2 separate regions of the Mus musculus genome follow, and region 1 is linked to region 2. A link is a loop called in an ENCODE intact Hi-C map of the cell type or tissue named here. Cell type or tissue: heart. All regions are shown on one strand.

Evidence for each region. A loop is a pair of places that touch in the nucleus more often than their neighbours do. Peaks named below come from ENCODE experiments on the same cell type or tissue, not always from the same donor. Only the 100,000 strongest peaks of a DNase experiment are listed, where the experiment ranks them.
Region 1: a loop joins it to region 2, with 6 times the contacts of the local background. A loop is called at or near these places in 19 of 42 quality-filtered maps.

The regions. Positions count from the first base shown.
Region 1 is chr7:127,758,910-127,763,909 of GRCm38, forward strand. Fbxl19 (F-box and leucine-rich repeat protein 19) reads left to right here. Exons shown (of 11, transcript NM_172748.2): 8 at 2,343-2,506; 9 at 3,531-3,692. Among named protein-coding and RNA genes, the nearest start is that of Orai3, 8.4 kb to the right of the region's middle. In heart, a CTCF peak has its summit at 2,326 (motif pointing left); a DNase peak (open chromatin) is centred at 2,362; H3K4me3 peaks cover 499 bases; H3K27me3 peaks cover 416 bases.
Region 2 is chr7:127,673,180-127,678,179 of GRCm38, forward strand. It overlaps a transcript of Bcl7c not described here. Among named protein-coding and RNA genes, the nearest start is that of Gm39090, 16 kb to the right of the region's middle. In heart, CTCF peaks have their summits at 1,956 (motif pointing right) and 4,111 (motif pointing left); a DNase peak (open chromatin) is centred at 1,972; H3K27ac peaks cover 747 bases.

The DNA.
Region 1 (5,000 bases), 86 kb after region 2:
TGCCTTCCTCTGCCTCCCGAGTGCTGGGATTAAAGGCGTGCGCCACCACGCCCAGCTTATCTAACCTTAAGTGACAATAAGTCAAAAGTAAATCTGTTGTTTTTGAAAAGGAAGTCTAGCTGAATGGCTGTAGTGCATGCCATTTTGATCGCAGCACTTGGGAGGCAGAGGCAGGTGGATTTCTGAGTTGGAGGCCAGCCTTGTCTACAGAGTGAGTTCCAGGACAGCCAGGGCTACACAGAGAAATCCTGTCTTGAGCAACACGCCCCCTCCACTCCCACCCCTACCCACCCCCCCAAAAAAAAAAGAAAAAGAAAAAAAGTCTATTGGGAGGTATTGTATCATTAGTGCCTTTCTAACCCATATCACTTGCTTTTAACAGCTGTAGTTTTCCTACATCCATAGCAACTCCTGGCTAGAATGTAATAGTTTTCATTGTGTTTATTCATTTGTGTGCATGCATGCATGTGTGGTGTGTGTGCGTGTGTGTATGTATATGGCATGTATATGTAGTGTGGGAGAGGGTGGGGTGAGGTGTCATTAGGCTTGGTGCCAGTACCTTTACCTGCTGAGCCTCTCTACAGCTCTTGGTGACAGTGTCCCACTGTGCAGTATAGATTGGACTTTTAAATTTTTTACTTGGAGGAGGTGTGGCATTAAGCAGATAGCTGCAGAGTCCGTTCTCTTTCCACCTTTCTGTGGCTTCTGGGGATGGAATTCAGGCAGGCTGGCCGGCAGGCTTGCACAGCGAGCGTTTACTGCCCAGGCATCCCTGGCCTCACGGTTAGTTTAAGCTTCCCATTTGTGCGGACCTTTTTGTTTATGTTTTGGTTAAGACCAGGGTCTGGTGGTTGAGGCCAGCCTTGCGTTCCTGATTGTCCTGTCACCACCTCTCAAGTGCTAGAACTGCAGGCGTGTGCCACCGCTCCCAGCACAGCCTTAGTTTTAAGTGCAGATAGAGGACGACTTGAGATAAATTCAAGCCAGATGTGACAGCACAGGCTCACAGTCCTGGTTGAAGTAGGAAGTAATACTTCGAGGTCCTTTGTTGGTGGTGGTGTTTTTGGTTTTTGAGGAAGTGTCTCTCTACATTGCCCAGTCTGTCCTGGAACTCATTATGCAGACCAAACTGGCCTCAAATCCTAGACTCACAGAGACCCACCTGTTTGTGCCTCCTGAGAGCTGGGATTAAAGGTGTGTACCACCATGCCTGCCTGGCTCACTTCAAATTCTAAAGTACTTTAGACTAAATAGTGAATTCTAGACCAGCCTGGGCTACAGTGTGATAACCTGTATTGCAAACAAACCAAAAAAGTGAAGCCTTCCTTATGCAGAAAAATAGATAGGGAGTAGATTGGAGTTCAGTAACTCCTCTTCAACCCAAGACTTCCCCTCTCAACCTGGCCCTGCTGCTCTGACTGCCCATTAGTTCATTGGGAATTTCCTGACTTGACTTTGAAATTTACTGAAGTAGACAAACCTTGGAGTTTCGAGGAACTTCAGTATATCACAAGATGTTGACAGCTTCCTTGGGGGGGGGGGGCGGTGTGGGCCTTATCTGATAAAATATTTGGGAATCCTTCTAGTAACTGCTAGTTGAATCTTTTGGTGTGCTGGACTCAGGCCTGTTTACCTTTCTTCAGATTCATGTGTTTGTTGCTCTAGTGCCTAGGACCTCCCAGGCCTTCCATAAACAGTTAATGAAAAAATGCAAAGTGGGAAGGAGTCGTTGAAGTAGTTCACACTGGCTTGATTCATTCAGTCAGTGTGTGTGCGCGCTATAGCATGTACTTTGCCCTTGCCTTTAGTGTGTCAGATGCTGGAGATCCAGAAGTGAGAAAGGCCAGATCTGCCCTGTGGAGCTTACATTCTAGTGGGGGAAACTCTGTAACTTAACAGACAGACAGAAAGCATCAGGGCTTTAGTCCAGCCTTGGCTCACACACATGGCAGAGGAGAGCTGAAAAGTGCCTGTAAGCTGTCATAACTTAGTAAGGGAGAGGAATCAAGAAGCCCAGAGATAGATTGTGGGGGCTGCTTTTATAGGTTTAGAAGGCCCATGAACTGTAATTACTTCATTTGATCTTATAGCAGCTCCATGGAGCAAGCCCCCTGAGTCATTATCTGTAGTTTATAACTGAAGTCTTTCTGACTCAGAGAGAGGAATGGACTTGCCTAGGGTCTTACTTCTAGTTAGCAATGAGGTGGGGTCCTAAATCCAGTCCTTTGGGCTGAAGGCCAGAAGATTCTTGCATTCCTTGGGACATGAGAGAACTGGGTTTTCCTGACTGGGTTCCTAGAGACTTGGGCCTTAGGACTCTGTCTCCCCCCTGTGGCTGGCAGGTGCTACGACAAGCGTCTGTGGCCTAGGATGGACCTAAGCCGGAGAAAGTCACTGACCCCACCCATGCTTAGTGGGGTGGTTCGCCGCCAGCCCCGTGCTCTGGACCTCAGCTGGACAGGTGTCTCCAAAAAGCAGCTCATGTGGCTCCTGAACCGACTGCAAGGTAGGATGGTGGTGAGTCAGGACAGACAGACACAGAGGTAGGATGGTGGTGAGTCAGGACAGACAGACACAGAGGTAGATGGTGATGAGTTGGGACAGACAGACACAGAGGTAGATGGTGATGAGTTGGGACAGACAGACACAGGTAGGATGGTGATGAGTTGGGACAGACAGACACAGAGGTAGGATGGTGATGAGTCGGGACAGACAGACACAGAGGTAGATGGTGATGAGTTGGGACAGACAGACACAGAGGTAGATGGTGATGAGTTGGGACAGACAGACACAGAGGTAGGATGGTGATGAGTTGGGACAGACAGACACAGAGGTAGATGGTGATGAGTTGAGACAGATGGACACAGGATAGGATGATGATGAGTTGGGACAGACAGACACAGAGGTAGGATGGTGGTGAGTCGGGACAGACAGACACAGAGGTAGATGGTGATGAGTCGGGACAGACAGACACAGATGTAGGATGATGATGAGTTGGGACAGACAGACACAGAGGTAGGATGGTGATGAGTTGGGACAGATGGACACAGGATAGGATGGTGATGAGTTGGGACAGACAGACACAGAGGTAGGATGGTGATGAGTCGGGACAGACAGACACAGAGGTAGGATGGTGATGAGTTGGGACAGACAAACACAGAGGTAGGATGGTGATGAGTTGGGACAGACAGACACAGAGGTAGATGGTGATGAGTCGGGACAGACAGACACAGATGTAGGATGATGAGTTGGGACAGACAGACACAGAGGTAGATGGTGATGAGTCGGGACAGACAGACACAGATGTAGGATGATGAGTTGGGACAGACAGACACAGAGGTAGATGGTGATGAGTTGAGACAGATGGACACAGGATAGGATGGTGATGAGTTGGGACGGATGGACACAGAGATAGGAAGTGATGAGTCAGGACAGATGGACATAGAGGTAGGATGGTGATGAATCGTCAGGACAGAGGGGCACAGAGGCGGCTGTTGGTGAAGGTCTACAGCCTGTTTCTTTCATTCTAGGCCTGCAGGAGTTGGTGCTTTCTGGGTGCTCCTGGCTCTCTGTCTCTGCCCTGGGCTCGGCCCCACTGCCAGCGCTGCGGCTCTTGGACCTCCGCTGGATTGAAGATGTTAAAGACTCCCAGCTTCGGGAGCTGCTGCTGCCTCCACCAGACACCAAACCAGGTTTGACCACCATGATCATCTGTAGATGGGTTAGCTAAAGTGGAGATGTAGGCCTTGAAGCCTCTTCTGAGGGGCCAGGGAGTCAGAGTAGTTAATAAAGGAATGGAAGAAGACAGGAGTTTGACCCATCTTGGCTATGTCTCATTCACTTTTCCTACTGTGTGCTTTGAACTAAGTCTTTTTTTGTTGTTGTTTTTTTTTTGTTTTGTTTTGTTTTTTGTTTTGTTTTTTTTTGTTTTTGTTTTTCGAGACGGGGTTTCTCTGTATAGCCCTGGCTGTCCTGGAACTCACTCTGTAGATGAGGCTGGCCTCAAACTCAGAAATCCACCTGCCTCTGCCTCCCAAGTGCTGGGATTAACGGCGTGCGCCACCACCGCCCAGCTTGAACTATGTCTTAAAAGGGTAGGTTCCGGGCTGGTGAGTTGGCTCAGTGGGTAAGAGCACCCGACTGCTCTTCCGAAGGTCTGGAGTTCAAATCCCAGCAACCACATAGTGGCTCACAACCATCTGTAACAAGATCTGATGCCATCTTCTGGAGTGTCTGAAGACAGCTACAGTGTACTTATATATAATAAATAAATCTTAAAAAAAAAAAAAAAAAAAAAAAAAAAGGGTAGGTTCCCTCAGGAGGGAGGAGAAGGCCTGGTGATGTAATGGTGCTCAGAGCGTTCTCTCTGGACCCAGCTGTGTCTTCATAGCAGAGCCAGGAAAACCATCCAGAGGGCACAGCTGTTGTTTCACCCTGGGCTTTAACTGTCACTCCTAGTACTAGAAATAAGGACCACATTTTTTTTTTGTTTTCTGTGCCCAGGGAACTCAGCCCCCTATGCATGTTAGGCAGGCACTCGAACACTGAGCTCACAGGGTCGGTTTTTGTAGTTAGTTTGGTTTTACACAGGGTCTTATTCTGTAGACCAGGCTGGCTTCCAACTCAAGAGAGATGAATTTGCCTCTCTCACCCATGTGCTGGGATTGGTGTGAGCTACCACACCTGATCACTTATTAGTTTTCATCTCTGTTTGGTCTTGAGACAGGTTTTGTTCTGTAGCCTAGACTGCCCTGGAAGCTGTGATGCTCTGCATCCCAAGTATTGAGCTTAGGTCTGCACCTCCATCCTTGGATAAACCAGCATTGCCTCCTCCTGCCTTATGCCATCCTTGCATTTCAGCTTTTTTAGCCTTCTTGCCAAATTCTCTCCAAGTCTGGGGCCATTTTCATTTCCCCATTTTCTTTGCCTCTTAGGCTGTTATCTTCCTCCATCTAATTAACAGCTGTCCTTTTTTAGAAGTATTTCTTTGAAGGGGAAGA
Region 2 (5,000 bases):
ACGTTGGAATTATATATAATATAGATTTGTTGGCAGATATTCATTCGTTAGCAGCCTTAACAAGAGGAGACACTTCAACTTTAGATCTGACTTTGACTGTAAGAAACCTCTGGAATATTGGTTCTCAACACGTGGGCCCTGACACCTTGGGGTCAGACAACCCCTCACAGGGGTCACATAAGACCACTGGAAAACACAAGATATTTACATTGCGACTTATAAAGCTTATGAAGCTGTGAGCAGACATAAAGCCCCCGTGAGCTGCATCTGCTGGGTGCTCTTCCAGCAATGGGGAAAGTAGCACAGAGAGCAAGCCAGTCTCAGGATGATAATGGCACCAAGTGAAATTAAGGGCTATAAAAAGGTGTTGGCCTGCAATCCAGAGAGATGGCTCAACGGTTGAGAGCACTGGCTGCTCTTTCAGAGGACCTGGGTTCAGTTCCCCACACTTACATGCCAGCTCACCACTGCCTATAACTCAAGTTCCAAGAGACCAAAGGTACCAGGCACATACATGAGAACAAAAAGTTCACATACATAAAATAAATGCATGTTTTTTAAGGGGGAAGGGCTGGAGATGTGGCTGAGCAGTTAAGAGCACTGGTGGTTCTTTTCGAGGTCCCGAGTTCCAACCCCAGCACCCACATGGTCACTCACAGCCATCTGTCACGAGTTCCAGGGAACCTAGCACCCCTGTCTCACCTCCCCAGGCATCAGACAGGACACTGGTGCATAGACACACATCCAGGCAAAACAGCCATACACATAAATTGAATTATAATTTTTTAAAACTCTGTCAAATTGGTGATACACATTCAATCCCAGCACAGGATGAGGCAGGAGGATCTCTGAGTCCAGGCTGGTCTACATAATGAGTTCCAGACTAGCCAGGGCTACATAGTGAGACCCTGTCTCATAAGTAAGTAAACAAACAAACAAATAAATAAATAAGAGTTCTTCCATTGGTGCTTGATAGAGGCAAGCACCATCGTCTGTATGGACACTGACTGAGTCTGCATTGGCCGCATCACAAGTGCAGGCACAGAGCAGCATGAATGGCAACTTGGGTTTGCCGCAGAGCCTTGCCATGCTCTGATCCCTGTAACTCCCCAGGTGATAGCCAGCATGTTCCTTCTGATGTAAAAATCGGCCTCAAACATCAAGTCTTGTTAAGGGGGACCAGATATATGAGGGCAGCCTGACATTCACCTTGAAGGACACATGTTTACACATGTTGTTGTTGTTTTGGTTTTTTTTCAAGACAGGGTTTGTCTGTGTAGCTCTGGCTGTCCTGGAACTCACTCTGTAGATCAGGCTGGCCTCGAACTCCGAAATCCACCCGCCTCTGCCTCCCAAATTCTGAGATTAAAGGCGTGCGCCACCACGCCCAGCTATGTTTACACATCTTAAACTACCTAATGTATAAAACTCCCCACTGGGGTACAAGCCCTGGAATTTTGGGAGCCACGGGAAAACGGATTCTTCCTTTGCAGCCAATGCCGCCGTGAAACCCTTCTTTTGATGGATATACTTTGCACGGAGAAAAGGCCAGGATCACACCAAACATCAAGAGCTGTACTGATTTGCTCCACACAGCAGCTGCCATGGGAGTCACTGCCTGATGGAGTGTGTGGCCGTATGTGATCATTCTCCAGGGTCCACATAACTGCTGTCTGCGCCAGACTGATGCATAGATGACCCTGAGCTTGCTTCTTTCAGATGGCCAGCAGTGCCATTAATCTGTGTTTTCCTCAGGGACATGGTCTTTCATGGGTCTTTCTAGAGAGAAGTCCCCAAGCCTTTCACGGTTCCCTCCCCTGCTCCCACATTGGCCTGAGGGTCTGTGGGACACAGGGCATCTGTATGGATTCAGTTTATTGTTTTTCCAAGCTCATCCTCTGGTTCCTTCTTTAAGATTGACCATGGCACATCTAGATGGTTCACAGAGCATCACATTAAGCTTCGCCAGTAGAGGGCGCTAGAGGCACAGTGTAAGAGGACGTGGCTGCTCGGCTTGCTTCTTCTGAGCTCTCATTTCTCTTGTCTTTCATCACAGCTCTGCTGAGCCAGTCCATGGATGGGGACATCCTGGAGGTCCTCTGCCTTAGATGGATGGATGTCTGAAACAAAGAGCCCTTGCAGGCCCTGTACCACACATCCTCTCCCAACATCCAAACTCCAGGCCATATCCTGCACTTGTGTGCACGGATTTCTGACACTTGGATATCTTTGCACACACACTACACCTTGACCTTGATGCAGCTTTCTTTAGAGATCTCTGGCACAGCAGTCTTTCTCCGGCACTTGGTCTCTATAGCAACTGTCCTACAGGCAATGGATGACGCAGCTTCTCGCAGTCTTGTTCTCTCACACTGCATGTGTACAGCCAGAGCGCCCGAGTCCTGTTCTGACATGTCCCTTCCAGCAGGGCTGGGAAAGACAGGCAGGCATTCCCAAAGCAGATCACATGGGCAATGCCAGCCTAGTTTCGCTAGAGTCCCCGTAAAGCTCTCCAGTGCTTCACCTGACTCTGCTGATGCGACAGGCTCTTAGGACACCCCACTGCTGAAGCACACCAGTGACTAACCTGTCATGTTCCTTCAAATGAAGTCTGGATCTTAGCCCGGGAAGAGGACTCCTCTCTAACATTCAGCATCAAGGACAGTGGCCAGTCCTGATATCTATAGCTTCTGTATCCTCTGGAATTCTTTTTAGCTCCTACATTCAGTCATTTATCAATAATTCTTTTTCGTTTGAGACAAGGTCTCACTGTCATAACCCAGATCGGCCTTCAACTTTTGGTCTTCCTGCCTCAGCCTTCCAAGGACCGAGATTACAACTGTGGGCCAGGATACCCCCAAATAATTCTGTACGCTAAACTTCCCTGGTGTGGTTCTGCTTTCTGATTGGACTGTGACTGTTCTAACTGGTACTGGGAATGACCGCAAGAAACAGACCTGAAAAGAAGAGGTAGGGGATTGGTCTGGTGGAGCTTGGGCCCGAGCACAGTGCTGAACTCATTGCTAGTAGAAGATATGGTGCGGGTAGACCAAGGAATCTCAGCTGCTTAAGCTGTGACCTACATGACCTTGAAGTCCTAGCTGGAGTGCATGCCTTGGGACCCCAGTCATTGCTACCCTTAACTTGGAAGGCAGATTCTCAACCGTGAGTGATGACAGAGAGCGATTATAACAAGCCCGGGTCTGTTAGCTCTCAGTCATACCGCAACCTAAAGTCAAACAAAATTTACTTGAGCAGTTTGCTGAATTACGATGACAGCGAAATTCAGACTAAGAGATTTATCACGGAGCAATAATAATAATGACAATTTCACTTGGTTAAATGCCTGAAAAGTAGACAGACACTCATTCTTCTCAACCGCAAACTGCCAGACACGGTGGGGGTGGGGCGTGCTTAGACTCCCAGCATTCAGGAGGCAAGAGGCTGAGGCAGGAGGATGGTAAGTTGGAAGACAGTTTGTACTATGTCGTGAGAAATTTTCTAAAACAAAGCAAACAAAAACATCCAAACTACTATGCTGCAGCTAGGCCTTTACCCAGAGTCAAATCTCATTCTGGAGAGGCCCTGCAGGTGCAGATGCACTGTGGTCCAGGAGGAACAACTCCAGCCTGGAAGAGTGTCGGCGCATTGACAGTGTGGTAGCACAAGCCCAGGGGGGTATAAAAAGGGAATCCTATTTTTGCCTGAGATTGTATTGATTGTTAGCTTTCAGACCAGGTCTTGCTGCGCTGTCCAAGCTGGCCTTGAACTTGAAATCCTTCTGCACCTTCTGATATGTTGAGATGTAGGGGCTGTTCCGCCAGGCTCAGATTTGCAAAGGTGTATTAAAGGTAGTAACACTCTGGTTTTGAATTCACAGAGATCCTCCTGGCTCTGCCTCCCAAGTTCTAAGACTAAAGATGTGCAACACCACACCTAACTGCTTTCTCTCCCTTTTAAACAGTAACCTGCCTTATTGAAAATGCACTGACTGGGGCTGGAAAGGGGCACAGCAGGCAGAGGCACTGGCTGCTCTTCCAGAGAACAAGATTCATTCCCAGCACCTGCTCGTAAACTGTAGCTCCAATCCCAGGGACCCACGCCCCCTGCTGGCCTCTACGGTCACTGCACTCATGTGTACACAGTCAAGACAGGCAGGCACAACACCCGTGCATCTAACACACAGATAAAGGAAAAATACACTCACAAGAGGTGCAAGTGGATGCCCCAGGGTCGGGTTATCTGGACTGTGTAGTTCTTTATGTCTAATACAAATGCTAAATAAAACACGATTCCCAGCCTGTGTTGCTTGCCATAGACTTGTTTATATTCCCCCTCCATTACTACCTTCTGTGTTAAATAGTCTCCAGCATTTAACTGTGGGTTTCTTGCTTTTTCTTTTACTCTGCTTAAAAAAGACAAAAAACAAAGCAAAAACCAGCAACATAATTTCATACAACCCAGAGTAGTTGAAATTCCCTATGCAGCTGAGGCTGGGGGTAAACTGCTGAGCATCCTGTCTTTACACCCTGAGTGCTGGCATTATTACAGGTGTGTGCCACCACACCTGGGTTTTTGGTGAGGACGCTGCAAGGCTAACATGATCTACGTGGGCTGAGCAAGTGAAATGAGGGCCTGGGGCTATAGCTAGGCTTCCGTGTTTACCTAACATGCCCAGGCCCTGGTTCCTCACTAGTACAACTACAAAGGCAATAACAGCACGGTGGCTCTGAGAGTCACATCCTGAGCAAGCTTTGTCTCTGCTGCTGTTGGTTGAGGATTTCCTAAGCCTATTTCAATAAACTGTATTCTTGGTAGTGTGGTTACTGAAGTCTTTTAAATTAGTGTTGAGATTAGCTAATAATTTTCTAGGAATGCCCAGGATTCTGTCCATTTTTCCGAGATCTTTACGTAATTCATGCTATGGAGTGCTCTCCCAAATTTTATTTATTTATTTATTTATTGGTTTTGCTTGGTTACCCCAAGCTTGTATGGCCCCT